2 separate regions of the Mus musculus genome follow, and region 1 is linked to region 2. The links are chromatin loops, found by intact Hi-C in ENCODE. Cell type or tissue: heart. All regions are shown on one strand. Each heading gives the region's core, and the rest is flanking DNA. Links, peaks and the distances in the headings are about the cores only.

Evidence for each region. Hi-C counts contacts between places; a loop is a spot of excess contacts. Peaks named below come from ENCODE experiments on the same cell type or tissue, not always from the same donor. Only the 100,000 strongest peaks of a DNase experiment are listed, where the experiment ranks them.
Region 1: a loop joins it to region 2, with 2.9 times the contacts of the local background. A loop is called at or near these places in 5 of 42 quality-filtered maps.

What each region holds. Positions count from the first base shown.
Region 1 is chr10:33,070,515-33,078,698 of GRCm38, forward strand. No RefSeq gene overlaps it. Among named protein-coding and RNA genes, the nearest start is that of Trdn, 8.9 kb to the right of the region's middle. In heart, for the core only: no CTCF peak of the experiment used is centred there; no DNase peak of the experiment used is centred there.
Region 2 is chr10:32,887,213-32,895,396 of GRCm38, forward strand. Nkain2 (Na+/K+ transporting ATPase interacting 2) reads right to left here and starts at 2,703. Exons shown (of 7, transcript NM_001013411.2): 1 at 2,431-2,703. The coding sequence starts at 2,484. In heart, for the core only: a CTCF peak has its summit at 3,781 (motif pointing left); DNase peaks (open chromatin) are centred at 2,549 and 3,229; H3K4me3 peaks cover 1,653 bases; H3K27ac peaks cover 1,060 bases; H3K27me3 peaks cover 693 bases.

The sequences.
Region 1 (8,184 bases), core at 1,908-6,907, 180 kb after region 2:
TGGCACAAGATGAAGGGAGAGGTCTTCAGGGATCAAGATATTAGGCTGTGAGGTATCCTGGTGTGGAGAAACTGAGGCAGCAGTTTGGATTTTTGGAGGCATGGAAACAGGTCTGCAGTGGAAAGAAGACAGTTTGTTAGCTGGGACGATTATTATAGCATCATCTGGTGTAGGCAGTGTAGCTTTCATGGCTAAGAGAAGCTGAGTTGGGAACAAAAAGAACACATAGATTGCTTGGAGCAATGATAGATAAATGCTTGAGCATAGGAAACCTCCATCCATTTGCTAGACTGCTGGCCGTATGTACAGGGATCCCTTAAAATAATTGGATCTAGTGTGCCATTAAGTGGCCTCTTGGAGCCATTGTCTAATGGGTACTGAATCTAGACCTTATTGTAGAGATGTACTAGTTTTAATGCCCTTAAGTCAGACATTAACCATGAAGATTTGAGATTTTTCTAGGAGACAACCCAGTGGGGGTCTGGGGATACATTCGAAGACAATGTAGCACACATTGGGTGATGGGGATGTTATTGAACTATTTGTACTGGTGTCCTGAAAAGAGTTCAGTAATGAGTTACAAGTATACAGCCAGGCTCAATAGCCAGGTCTTCATGTGAACATCTAGAGGCTATGGCAGAATCCCAGATTCAATAGAAAGCATTTCAACTTACATCTAGGAATCTCTGAATGGTTGCAAGAGGTTTATAAACTGCTTTCTGAGAAGGGAAGTCACCCAAGGGTCAAAGTCCTATCTTGTACGTCAGCTAGAAGGCTGATCATAAGGACCATTGTTATGAAATGCCAACCCCTTAGCCCCAAAAAAGGCTGTCCAGGACCTACCTGGGCATTTAGGGTTCTTCCCAACGACTGGAAGAAACACCTTACCACTTACAATATACCACTGTATGTTTGAGGGTTTTTGAAATTTGGATGCAGGAAACGTGGAACTCTATGGTTGGTGTGGGTCCATCCGAATGTGTAACCCAGGTGACAGTGGCTAGCTCTACGTGGTGGATCACACTGACATAGATCACACGGTAGCAGCCTGAGTCTTGCAGCGGCAGGTGTCAGTGATCTGCAGCTGCAGTTGAAATCCACAAGGTGCGGGTGGTGACGGCAGGCAGTGGTGGCAGTGGCAGCAGCAGCAGCAGTCCAAGTGACACAGTCACAGTTGATCTGTCATGGCCAGTTTCTGCAGCACTCCTGGGTAGCGATTCCCGGGTTTCAGCACCAAAGTTGTGTTAGAATTCTTAGAATCCCAACTAATGTCCCGACAGATCACACCAGGTGAATATAGCTCTATGTGGGGTTTATTGTCAGGGAAGAGGGCAAAGGTAGTGATGAAGACAAAAAGTAAACACAGAGAAAGAGGGATCTAGAAGGGTCTGCCTTATATTTGGGTTGTGACATAGCCACTCTCAGGTAAAGGTGGGAAGTGAGCCAAGTAAATTATGGGACTGTATGGCGGCTGCCATGACAACAGATGTTCTGTCCCTGCCGTCTATGTGTAATGCCACTGGGTTCAGAAACAATCGTCCACATCAGTTCCTGATACCAACAGTGATAAAATATCATGACTAAGGCTTCTAGCTCCAGAAGATTATAGTCCGAGAAGGCTGAGCAGAGACATGAGGGCTTATATCTTATGCTGCAGATACCAAACAGAGATAGTGAACCAAAAATGGCTTGAGTCTATATACTCTCAAAGCCTACTTCCATAGACTAAGTTTCTTCCAAAGCTCCAAACAATTCATTCTACATGGGACCAAATACCAAATGTCTGAGACTGGACACATCTCATTCAAACTGCTACAATCTTTGTATCTTTCTTCAGTTTCTTTTTGTGGTTATTATGATCACTTTTGGTCAAGTCCTATTGAATTAAAGTTCATTTTTTTTTCCTCCTGAGATATTTGAACTACTTGGATGATTTGTCTTCAACCACCTCTTATATTATCAAGTTGTACACATAAAGATCCAACTCAATTATTTCCTTTAGTTTATTTTCTGTTCTTTTAAAACCACATTTCTGCTCTCAATGCCCACATTTACACTATGTTCCTTGGTTTGTGGTGTGACTCTTGGTTTTATTTTTCATTATTTTAATAGAATGAGCTGTTTGCAGTTAAAGCTCTTGTCTTCCTTGTCTTGTTAGCACTGAAATCTAGCCTGGCTCACACCATACAAAGAAGGCTTTAAGATGTATAGATTCAAGCAATTTCTGGTTCACTATCTCTGTTTGGTATTTGCAGTATCTGATGTGAGCCTTTGTCTTCATACTCCTACCACCATTATCTCTCTTTTGTTCCTTGTGACTAATAGGTATATTCCCTTATTGATAGGTAGGCACACAAGGTTGGGGAATCTAGCTGGTGTTTAGCAACAATAAACCAGACAAAACAAAGCAACTGTTGATAAAGTCAAACATCAAAATGCAAAGAACAGGATGACATTGTAATTTTCTTTCAATATTAGGAACCAGAAATCTCTGTTCAATGTATCTAAAAGAAAAAAAATAAATTTGTATCTAAAATTAGTCACCAGATATTTTATTTTTCGTAAGAATGGTATTTATGCTTTTATAAAGAAATGAAAAGGCATAAATTACATTTGAGCAGCAACCAAAGATTCACAATGAAAGTCACATATAAAAGGCTGTAGAATCGAAAGCAGCTAGATGAATTTATGGTCTCCATGGGGCCTCTCAGTTCAGGACACTGAAGATCCCAACAGGGATAGCAGCAGAGGAGGAAAGATGCCAGGAACAGTAATCCCTCCCCCGCCTCTGCTAGCCCGATGGATGCTGGACTGACTAGGCAAGTTTGCAAGGGAATGTTTGACAATGTCAAATGTGTGTGAGGGAAGGAACCTGATATCAGAGACCAAACTCTTTATGAGTCAGAATCAAAGAGGGGAAAGTTTATAATTGCTCAGGAATGCCTTCCAAACTGAAGAGTGATCTGCATTACACAGCTTCTGAAATAACCTTATGGCAAATTAAGTATATGGGATGGCCTTTAACCTATGATTAAAGAAAGAAACTCAGAAAATGAAGGCAGAAAAAGTTTCCATAATACCAGTAGAACACAAACCAATTTAAAATGATGTGAACAGAAATGCTCAAGTTGAGAAATATTAAAGAACTAATCATTGCATTAATCTTTTTCCCTCTTGTGATTCTGAAGACAAGGAATATCAACTGGAAACCTCAAAGGAATTTCTAGTTCATGTGATAAGATTTTAAAATCAAATTAAGTCAGATACAATTTACGTTCTTGAGATCATTTCTAATGTTCCTAGTTTCTTTAAGGAGACTTAAAAGGCCAAATGTGTTCTTACCAAATATAGTTGGTGTCTGCCTGTTTTTCTTCCTGTCACCTCTTTCTGGTAAGACACTTCAATTTCTTCAACTGAGGCCAAGAGGGAAAAGTTCACTCTCTCTTCTCCTTTCCTTTCCTTTCCTTTCCTTTCCTTTCCTTTCCTTTCCTTTCCTTTCCTTTCCTTTCCTTTCCTTTCCTTTCCTTTCCTTTCCTTTCCTTTCCTTTCCTTTTTTCCTCCCCTCCCAACCCCCTGCTCTTGTTTGGTTCCTGCCCCTATCTGCCATGGTGTGTTATGGCATGGGAAAGATCAGTTACCAGCCAGGCACAGATTCAGGGTTATGAGTTGTCTCACTCCAACATTAACTCCATTTATGAACTTCTGGAGCACATAATGGTGCCTGACCGGCAGATTCAAAGCTATAGGATCTCATGACACAGGCCAACAACATTATGTCCAAGAGTAGTTCCTGTGAGGATCCAGTATTAACAGTGAAGCAGAAGTAAAACTCTTTGTGTAAAAGGGTATATATTGTGGGACACAGTGCAGCTTTCACAATAGATGCTTTGTTTCTGTTTTATTTTTATTTTTTTTTGTTGGGGGGGGGGGTAGAGGTTGCAAGGGCAGATAAAGGGATGGGGGATGAGTATGTTTGAGATACACGATGTGAAATTCACAAAGTATAAGTAAAAAGTTAAAAAAAAATTGTTTGGTTTAATGCAGGCAAAAAATACTTGTAAACTGAATCCAAGAAACCCTCAAAAAGAACATCCACCATGATCAAATAGGCTTCCTACCAGAGATAGTTCAATATACAAAAATCAGTGAATATAATTTACCATATTAAAAAAAAAACTGAAGGAACCCCCCCTCAAAAAAACCCCATGTGATCATTTAATTATATACAGAAAGGGCCTATGACGAAATCAACATCTGATTATTATCAAAGTCCTGAAGAAATTAGGGATACAAGGAACACTCGAAAACATAATAAAGACAATTTACAGCAAGCCTATAGACAACATCAATTTAAATGGAGATAATCTTAAAGCAATTCCACTAAAATCACACACAACACAAACTTGTCTACTATCTCCATACCTATGCAATATCCTACTTGAAGTTTTAGCTAGAGCAGTATGACAACTGAAGGAAATCAAGGAGGTACAAATTGGATAGAAAGAAGTCAAAGCATGTTTGTTTACAGATACTCTATGTTAGGTCCCAAACTTGACACAAAAGACTGAGTTGCTTATTTCACATATCAAAGCAGATCTGGCTGCCAACATCCCTTAATCCCTGCCTTTTACATTGTCATTTGACTGCCATACCCCACCCTTACCCTAAAATTCTTCAGCAGAGATACTGGAGAGACTGGGCTCTCCTTGCCCACCAACCAGTTGCCCTTCCGTATACAACCATTGTGGTACCTGGTCATTTTGTATACTCTGTATCTCATTTCTACCAGTCTTTCTCTTTTCTCCCCCACTCTTCACATGGTCTGGCTTAGTCTGGTCATGTTCATTTTGTACTCTCCCAGATTCCCTTGCCTCTGACTCTGTTCTTCCTTTTTTTCATAATAAATTTTCTCCTCTACTATACCTAGGAACAATTATGTTTTTTTTTTATTTCTTTATTCATTTTGTACACAAACGTGGTCCTACATTTCTATCAGGAAACTCCTACAGCTGATAAATACTTGCAGAGAAGTGGCTGCATACAAGGTTATTAACTCAAAGAAAATGGTAGCCCACCTAAATACAAATGACAAATGGATTGAGAAAGAAATCAAGGAAATAACACCCCTTACAATATCTACAAAGATATAAAATATCTTGGGACTAACTCTACCCAAGTAGGTGAAAGACCTGTATGACAAGAACTTTAAGTCTCTGAAGAAAGAAATTAAAAAACAAACAAACAAACAAACAAACAAACTTCAGAATATGGAAAGATCTCCCATGTGCATAATTCTCTGAGGTTAATATAATGAAAATGGCTGTCCTACCAAAAGAACTTAACAGGTTCAATGCAATCCCCATCAAATTCCCCACACAATTGTTTACAGACTTTGGCAAGATAATTTTCAATTTCATATGGATAAAAACAAACAAACAAACAAAAAAAAAACCCAGGATAACTGAATCCATCCTGAACAATAAAAATAATTGGGATGTATCACCATCCATGATTTCAAGTTCTATCACAGAGCTCATATGATAAAAACTACATGGTATTGTCATAAAAGTGGACATATTGATCAATGGAATCAAAGACCCAGATAAAAACCACACACCTTTTGGATCTTAACTAATGATAAAGAAGCCAGATATACACACTGAATAAAGAAAGTATCTTCCAAAAATGGTGCTGCTCTAACTGGATGTCTGCATGTAGAGGAATGCAAATAGAACCATATCTATCTCCCTATACAAACCAAGTGAATCAAAGATCTCAAGAAAACCAAATACACTGAACTTGAATGACATGGAGAATAGCCTGAAATACACTGGCACAGGAGAAAACTTCCTGAGCAGAACACTAATAATGCCTGCCCTATGATAATAATAATAAAAAAATAATGAATAGGACTTCATGAAAATGCAAAGTTCACACTGTCAATTGAAAAAAGTAGCAGCCTACATAATAAGGGAAAGATTTTTACCAACTCCACATCTAACAGAGGATTAATATCCAATTTTTTTTTAAAAATCTCAACTCAAATAGTCCAATTAAATTGTGATATAGATGAAAACAGAAAATTCTCAACTGAGGAATTTCAAATGTCTGTGAAACACTTAAATACATGTTCATCAGGAAAATGCAAATCAAAACTACTCTGAGATTCCATCTTAACAACTGTCAAAATGGTCAAGATCAATAATACAAATAACAGCTCATGGTGAGGAGGATGTGTAGCAATTGAAACACTCCTTCATTGCTGATGGGAGTGCAAACTCATATAGCCACTATCGAAATCAATACAGTGATGCTTCAGAAAATTGGGAACCAACCTTAATGCTAGACTTGGTTATCCTTCCTTAGGCAAATATCAAAAGGATACTCTATCCTACCATAAAATCACTTGCTTAACGATGTTTACTATAGTATTATTCATAATACCCAGAAAATGGAAACAAACTATATGTCCCCCAAGAAAAGAATGGATTTAAAATATATGGTACATTTACATAAAGGAGCATTAGTCAGTGCCAAGTCCTACATGACTGCAGAAGGGATGGCATGACATAGTTCCTGACAATGGAGCAGAACCAGCAAAACTGATGGTTGCTAGGCATAATGCTTGTTGGTATATACATACATACATATATATATATATATATATATATAATTTCATGTCTCTCCTTCAGGAAATAATCTCTCTGCCAAATTTATCTGGGAATGTTCTCCCTGCCAAGCTTAATGATTTCATGATAATTTGAAACAACACAAGTCCAGGACAGGAGAGTGTGTCTGGTGTTCTTTAGCAAAGCGGTGAACATTGAAACCTTCAGGGCAGCCCATAAGACTGTGGGTAAAGAACTATAAAAGCCCGAGTTCAAGAAAATATCAGCAGGATTTCTCAACTATGCAAAACATAAGGAGGCAATATGAATTGTATGAGGGGCTTCATGAACCTGAAAGAACAGAGACAGCTGCACTAATGAGTTGATAAAAGGAAAGGAATAGTTTTAAAAAAACAAAACAAAAAACCAAAGCTCATGGTTCAAATAATAAAGGGGTACTAGGAAATGAGGAAGTAGTGATCTCAGGACAGGATACCACCCAGCTAAACTTATTGTTTGGGTTTACAAAGGCAGGCAGATTTCTGAGTTCAAGGTCAGACTGAGACAGAGTTTAGGTCTAGGCATGGTGGTAGTAGTGGTCTCAGATTAGAATTCCACTCAGCAAAGCTTATTGTTTGTGATTACAAAGTCAGGCAGGTCTCAGAGTTCATTTGCTATGTTAAAAAAAAAAAAAAAAGTTCTTGTCTTTTTTTAAGAATCAAGTGACTAAGGCAATAAAATGCTGATTCATGGAATGACCAAAAGGGAACCTGGGGTACATGGCTAAATTGATATGAAAATAAGGGACTAGAATTTGGTTTACTAGAGCTAAGCTGTCTAGATGAGCTATCTAGAGAGGTGTCTCAAGCAGAATCCTTCCACTGCTCCCAAACACCTCTTACTCCAAGTAGAGGTTGAACCAGGTTCAGGCGCTAACTGCCAAGGACCTTGCAGGACTTGGCAACTCAGCTGTTGGGAAAAAGAAAGAAAGGAAGAAAGAAAGAAAGAAAGAAAGAAAGAAAGAAAGAAAGAAAGAAAGAAAGAAAGAAAGAAAGAAAGAAAGAAAGAGAAAGAAGTCCCGAAATTTGAAGACAAATGGATACTAGGAAAAAAAATATATACTATGTATTCACTTATAAGTGGATGTTAGCCATTAAGTAATGATAATCAAGCACAATTTTTAGACTCAGGCAGGTTAGGTAAAAAGAAAGTCTTTAGCAGGTAAGAAACCATGGATTTCTCCAGAGAAAGGGAAATAAAATAGATATTACTGGTAGACTGGGAGCTGGTAGAGATGGAAGCAGGAGGGATCAGGCATAGTGAGATGGGATGGAGGGGAAAATGATGAAAAAGACAGCAGCAATTGGGGGACAGTGTGGAGACCTAATGTAATGAAAGTTCCTGGAGTCTATGAGGGTCACCCTAGGGAGAACTCCTAGTAATAAGAATATAGAATCTGAACTTGCTGTCTCTTAAAGCCAGGCAAGTTTCCCTGTGCTGGTACTGGGTTACATTCAATTGAGTTATTGTCTGAGTTAATCCTGTGGAATCCCCCAAAGAACCCAGGCTCCTGGTA
Region 2 (8,184 bases), core at 1,778-6,777:
AATCTCAGGTTGTGTTTATGAAAGTAAAGCAGGCATAAAAGTCTCAACACACTGAACATTTCAGAAGTCAACAAAACTGGAATCTCTCTGCCAGCCAATGATACAACAAGTCAAAACTTAGGCTGGGAATATGGTTTTTATGTAAAATAAAATTTTCCCAGACTAACCCAAAGATGTGCCAAAATTTTGTATCTATAAACATAGAGTGAAACATGTACTTCCACTCATAGGTGTTCCACAACACTTTGCAAAGAGTTACTTTATGTCAGATTGCATAAATATCTCTACAACACAGCAATGAACAAGAATCTCTTATGCCCTACAGGCTTTTACTATTTCACTCCATTAGAACAATTAATTGTCTTTCTCCTTTGTTTTTGTTCTATCTCTGCATTAACATGGCTGCTAATTATATTAGTCTGGTGGCACAAGAAGAGGGAAAGGAAAAAGACCAGGATTTTCTCATGAAGCATAGAATACTTCTCAGGACCCCTAGCTGTGCGCTTGCTTAGGCTGAACATGCCTGTCTTACAGCCAACTCTATTTTGTTGGAGAACATAGTCATTATTAAGGTTTCTTTTCCATTAAGTATTCTAGCTCCTCTACAAGAAATAGTTGCATATATGCACACACACGAGAGAGAGAGAGAGAGAGAGAGAGAGAGAGAGAGAGAGAGAGAGAGAGAGCAACAGAAGAAATCTACAGCTGTATCATGTTTGTATATTTAGCTTCCTCACTGGTATATTTATATTTTCCAATTATTTTAAGAATTTATATTCATCATACAAAATGTCATCTGATCCCAATACATACAGTTGCCCTACATACAATTGCCCTACCACATTAATAAAGCTCCTCTCACGTTAAACAATTTAGAGTTAACTTCCATGTTTCTAAACTGAGAGGAATATAAGAATGTTCTACCCACCAACCTATTCTTAGTTTTACACTTTACAACTGTGATACTGCAAATATAGACTATTCTGAAACCTATACAACACACACACATGTTTGGGAAATGCAATGCAACTTGGAATATTTGGGTTACATTGGTAGTTTTACAAAGTAAACTCTGGTTAGCTCTATTGTTAATGGCAATAGTTCTTTGCTGCAATACTTATATGAATCTGGGGTAGAGATATAGAAGCTGGTTTACATAGCATTGAGAATACATAAAGCTCCTAAAATTAGATCTCTTCTTTTCCCTTACAACCAAGTCCATAATACACAATTCACAGATTAAGGAATACACCATCCAGGACTTTCCTGGGTGGCGGTGGGATACCAGAGCTGAGATGCCTCAAACACTTTAAGTAAGTTTTTTTAAAGGAAAAAAGAAAGAGAAAAGAAAGAAATAAAAGAAGAACCCTCTGCAGGTCTTTGCAAGTGATAAACAGTGAAGAAAACTTAAGAAATTCTTTTGTCAGTTTTAATAGCAAATTCTTGTTCATTTAAACACCCTGCGATGACTGGATTTTCAATAATTGTCTTCCATTCTACAGCCCCCAACCCTTTATAAAACAAATAAGGGGAACTGTTTAGACTAATTTATACTTTCTATGGAAAGCTACTTGGTGTTGCAGAAGTGCCCCCTATTTCAAATTAACCATTTGCCACTGACATAAATTTTCACCCTATCTTCCCCTAAGCCCCTCCTCCTATTGCCTTTAGGAATTGAAATCGAGACATTATTTGCATTCTTGGCTTTTTAAAAGCAGCAATAGGATATTCTTCCAAACTTACATACAATCCCCCATCCTGTGAGATCAAACAATAGCATCAATTTCAGTGGCAATATTGTACATTATGGAAGACAAGATATTATTTCTTCTTGGAATTTTTGTAGCTCTTATGTTTTAAAGGTCCACTCTGGGGCAATGGTGTTGCAGAGTTTAAGTATCTCTCTCTGATCTACATACTTTTAGAACTCACTGTGGCTTTTTAGTTCAGAATGCTGCTAGAACACATCTGACCTAAACAAGGAGTTTTTAAGAAAATTATAAGACAATATATTCTAAGAAAATATCAAGCGACGATAAATAAATACTTCAAAACAAGTATATAAAAGCCTGAAAATCTGCTTTTCAACTTACACGCATATATAGTAAAATATATATGACAACCATCCTGTTCACATTAGCAAGAATGCCAAGCATAAAAGGAGAGCAACATCTCCACTCCCTTAAAGAAATTAAAGATAACAAGTTTAACCTGCACCTGCAAAACTGTCCTTAGAGGGACAGAAACGGGGAAAGGCAGAAAGGCTCACTTCTGCTGCACCCCTAAAATCATTTTAAATACAGGTAATATGTGGCATCTTTTATCTCTTCTTTTCCCTTCCGTCCTGCTCAATGGCAGATCTCTTACTACACTCCCTGCCCACTCTCTCAATGGTACATAAGAGAATAAGAGAACCCAAGCGTCACTTACCAGTTGCATGCCACAGATAAAGATAAGCGTGCACCTGCCACTGCAATAACCCATGGTTTCCGAGACCCCTGCCACAGCCAGGCTGTCCCACGTCGGCCACCGTCGAGGCCCCAGTTTATCCAATCAGATCGTGGGGAAGGACAGGAGAACCTGCCCAGGGCTCTAGGGCTCCCAGATGCCGCTGCCAATGTCCAGGGAAGTGACAGTGTCCTGCGCGGCGGCGGCTGCCCCAGCCGCGCCCGCCACACATACCTTTACTCGTTCACTGCACTCCCAGCGCCGCGGGCAGCGCCGCCCAAGGAGACGCGCCCGGGCCCCGCAGGGGCAGCAGCGGCAGGCAGACAGCGCCGCCGAGCCCTGGGGCATCTGGCCCGCCAAGTTGCGGCCCACGCCCGACGAGCGCTCGCCCGCCCCGCACTCCCTCCCCACGCACGGGTGCGCGGGCTCCCGGGGCGGCTGAGATGCGCGCCGGGCGCCTCTGTTCTGCGCTCCGCGTGCGGGGCCCAGGGGCGGGGCGGCTGCGGGGGCCGCGCGGACGCCCTGCGGCGCCCTTCCCCTTGCCTAGATGAGCGGATCCCCTCCCAATCAACAACTTCTCAGAGGTCGTGGCGGGCAGCAGCCCTGGCCGTTGCGGGCGTGGTGTCGCGGTGCCTGGGAGCTGCGGGGGCGTTGACTGCGGGAACAACGCGAGGGATCGGGTCGGAGGAGTCCCGGTGGCATGGCTGGCTGGCTTGCTTGCTTGCTTGCGTGCTTGCTTGCTTGCTTGCTTGGCGATGCCTTGCTTTGTTGGTATCGGTCTTGCTGAGGCAACCCTGCCAGAAGCATTACACGTGCAAGCTGTGGTGTGTGTGTGTGTGTGTGTGTGTGTGTGTGTGTGTGTGTGTGTGTGTGTGTGTGAAAGTACGGTTATGAAAAGGGATGGTGAGATATCAACTGGGGTGCCGCTAAGGCATTCTTCCCCACTGGAAAACCTGCATGCACTTACAGCAAAGAGCGGAGGGAGAGAAGTGGACACGGTGGCGGCCAACCAACAGTCCTGTGCTTGGCACGAGGCAAGGACAGCAAGGGACAGAGATTCCAGAGTTTCAAAGATTAGCCTGCTACAAGGACCGAACGGAATTGCCTCTTGAAGTTGCAAAATGTAGGGAGCCAGAGGAAATGTAGGAGTTTGGTTTTGGTGCTTCAGACTGCTTTCTTAACAATGGAAGGAGCCGATGAAATTTGAGCACTTATCTACCAGACCTCATGCACCATCCGGTTGGTTATGTGTCCTTGCTTGGTCATACTCCAGGTTTGACAGCAGCAGTTACCTGCGGACACGCACTCTGGAGCCTGTTGCTGCCACCTACGGGTAAAAAGCTGAAGGGAAAAACATGCTGGAGCAAGTGATGGTCATTTAGACCTTGGTGTTCAGAAGAGGGCATTTCATTTACAGTCCCAACAGCTACTGAAAGCATTCCTAATCTGGCTACAGAGAGAGGGTGTACTGTTGAGATCCACTGGATAGTAAAGCCATTGGAATAAAGTGCTGTGAGTGAAAAGAACTGTTCATGGAGCTAAAAAATACCATCGTTAGAGATGTAAAACCGGAAAAAAAGAAAAAAAGCTAACCAACAAGGTTCGTGAGACAAGTAGGACTTAAGCCTCCTTGAAAAACGACATTTGTGTATGGTAACTTTACCCACACTGAGGACCTAGTCTCCCTTCCATCAGCATCAGCTTGAGAATCATTTAGACTGTACCGTAAAACGTAATTCTATCTGTAGTCACTATTTCTTCCTCATTCTTAATCACTGAACTATGACCTTTCAACACATGGCATTCCTCTCTTTTTGTGGGCACACTGAATTGTTTCCTAAGCAGAGGAGGCTCTTGGCTAAGAAATAAAATGATTTCCTTGAAACCCATCTTTATCGGGCAACGGAGGAGAGGTGGGGGATGATGACCTCAGCCTTTTCAACGCACATATTGGAAATGCCAAAAACAGATTAGTCCATGCCATGGGGTCTCCACCAGCATTCAGTCCTGATTCTCTACAATAGTAACCATTTCATTTCATCTCATCTCTCTGCTCCAGTCCCCATGACTTCCTGGGACAACTTTCAAATAAAGCAATTGTGATGTAATCTTGTATCTGGTATCTGCCTTAAGGGAAACCCAATCAAATAAAATATTCCTCAAGGGCTTTTATGGTAGATATTTTACTGGTATAGTAGCAACGACAAATGTAATTGATGGTAATTCAGTATTGTATGCAACTAGTATCTACTTGATGAATCTACATCACATTGTCTCATTCATTACAGGAAACCTGGGAAGTGATACAATGCCAATTCCCAAGTAAAAGAAACTAAAATATTAGGCAGGAGAAGTATCTCTATAAAAGAGATGCATGTTCTCAGACAGAACAGTCAAGTTGGAATGCTCATCTTCTGTAAATAAAAATTGGTGTCCCAAATCACTGTGCAATACACCATCATTGATATTTTAATGAGTTTCTCAGCCATCTTCTAGTTTCACCCAGAAGTGATACTAAACATGTTTAGAGGGTGTTTAAGTATTTACTTCTTTGTGAAGTAAATTCCTATCACGTCCTTTATACACAACATAGCTAATGCCGGGCTTCTGCAAAGGTGCCCTAGTTACAGATGCAATCCCATTCCTTGAGGTGGCTGTACCTTTCTTGTTGCTTTTCCTTTTGTCCCTGGAACTAAACACCTTCCTGGAAGGAACATTAATCACAGCTGAGAGTCCTAGCTGTTCCATAGAAGTGTGTAGAGAAAAGAGATGTCTGAAATTGGAAAGTCGATTGCATTTTCACTTAGAAAGAAGGTCATAAAGTGTTTAGCTATGAGGTGCTAAGGGCTTTCCTTGACTTGTCTGATGACATAACTATTGTTAATTACCTTGATTCTGTGGGGGAAATGTCTACACATCTGCATACCTCCATCTGGACTCACCTTGACAAATGGCTTTAAAGTGCTTTTCAAGGTTTATTCACACCCACTTCATTTTCTTTCAGGACAACTCACTGTCTGTCCTGAGCACACAGCATCTAAGCCAGTTAGAGGTGACTCCATACTCAGCTATGACAAAATTCTCATGCCTGGGTGTGTATCTCCTCTGAGCAGTTTCACTACAAGTTTACACAGTCTTTATTGCATTTAACAAATAGACCAGTAACAATTATCCTTACAGTCACTAAAATAACATTTAACTGATTAGATAACTTGAACAAATGTGGATAAGGAGCATATTAAAATATTGATAGTAAATAAAATTAAAGTAATCATAAGTCTTTCTGCCTGTTTCCATACAATGTTTCTTTTACAAATATAGGACTATATTAGCAGAATATATTCTAATATGATGGGTCATCTTTGTTGTGATTGACTGTGGTCATTATTATTAGGCTTATGAACTCTGAACCCAGAGGGTTTGGATTGTTATAGCAAACTCTACCATTTATCAACCAATTTTAGACAAATGTGCCTTAGTTTTCTTAACTATACAATATGTCATAGCACTGTTGTGTTAGTATACACAAAGCTTTCAATATAATGCCTACCACTTAGCTACTATAACTTTTCCAGTTATCATGATTCTGCCTGTCATAGATCTTTAACATTGATCACAATGCTAAATCCAACATAAAATATGCTTAATTCATATTTTTGTCTCCCTACAGGTTTGTGGTAGACAAAATAGTTGTTCCCTAAATGTGCCCACATTGTAATTATTGAAACCTCGGAATTTCTAGTGAATATGCCACTAGTAACCACTGATTTTGCTGAACTGGTTAAATAAGATGAGTAGAGATGTTGGATTATCTTGTTGAACCTCGTACCACCTGGAGTTCTTGGAAGCAAAGAACTTTTTCTAAGTGCAGAGTGTTTTATAGGCTGTCAAATAAAGAGGCTATGACCATAGCACCTTGGGCATCCTCTAGAAGTGAAAAAGGTGAAGGCTCACTCCTCCATTATACACAGAAGTAATGCATTAATGCTTACAGCTTGATATAGAACTATGATGGATTTTTATATGCATGCATATATGTGTGTACAGTTATATAAAACTATTGAATCTATAACTTGTTATGAGTTCAGTTGAAAACCATTGGCATTTTATTCTGATATTTAACTTTTACAAATGTGAATATGTAGGTATGTTTTTATTTTTTTGCATTATGTTTCTTTCCTTATGATGTTCCTAGAAACTTACATATAGTCAAGGAAAAGTACTTTCACACTTCTTCTAAAGGGTCTTAGTAGTCTTACCTCTTGCCCCACCACCAATGAATAGTAACCCCTAAAAAACTTTTTGTTCTACTTCACATGTGTTCATAATGTACTGTGTTCTAAAAATGAATCACATTGAATCACTTTTTATAATAATTTCTCGGAAAAGTTCAACTCCTTTCCTTAATAAAATTATCTAGTGACAGATTCAATCATAAAGAACCACAGCAATAAAAGTCCATTTATCTATTCAACCAAACTGCGAGCCTTCAGGGAAAACTTTGAAAAGAGGTTAAGCCAAGATGAAAAGAGGCAGTTTTAGTTAAGATTAATGTCTGATCAGATAATAGTATTGAATTCAATTTGAGTTCTATGGCCTGCTAAATTAAATGACTTTAACTCATGACTTATATAAACATCTGCTTGTTGTCATGAATGCAGAATTAGGTATGCCTCCCTTTCATCTCCACAAACCTCAAATTTTTGAATGCTAGTAAAAATGCCACAAATGGAATGCTCTACACAGGATGCCATTTTCATGCCCAAAAGTATTTGAAAATAGCATATAAAGTTACCTTGGATTTTTTTTAAATGTACATGAAACAAATGACTTTTACATTTAGTACTGAGTACTCTCTCCAAAATATCACACTATGTATACACAAATTTTCCAAAATCTAAGAAAGAAAAAAGAAAAAAGAAAAAATAATCGGAAACATTTCTAGTCTCAAGCATTTTGGATGAAGGGTAATCCATCTGTACATTGATTTCAGTCCCTATTTAAGTGATCATGTTCATACATGAAGTTAGATATTCTTACTAGTCAGTCATATTTAACACAAATTATTGTAATCATACCATTGAATTATTTCACAGATTATGTACCTTAGTTGTAATACTAATAAATCATGCCAAAATAACATGTCATTTTAGTAAGAAAGCATTTTTCAGGAATTAGAAACCCCATTATTTAGTATTTTTTCTTTTAATTTGTGCTGCTGTGGATTTGTTTGTTGCAACATGAATAAGCAATAAATACATGTATAAATAAGGCAGTGTTCCAGGGTACTGGCATACAAGTACCTGATCCACACTATGGTTCTAAAGGATTACACTGTGTTCAGGGGGTTCAGCGAGAACAGTGGGTAAAGGTCGTTTTGTTGGGGAAACTCCGTACCTAGAGGAGATCCTATAACTAGTACCAGAGACTCTAAGGACTGAGTTGGAGCTTCCTCCATGATGGGAGGCAGATCAGAGAACTTGAAGAACATGTTCAAAAACCTCACTTTGGAGGCCTGAAAAGATGGTTTAGTTATTTAGAACACTTGCTGATCTTCAAGACAATCCAGTTGGATTCCCAACTCCTACATAGTGGCTCACAATCATTCATAATTCCAGTTCCAGAGAATCTGGTGCCCTCTCCTGGCCTCTGCAGGAACTAGGTATGCATATGATACAAGTTCATACACCCAGGCATACATAAAAATAAAACAAATAAACCTAAAAACTAAGATAA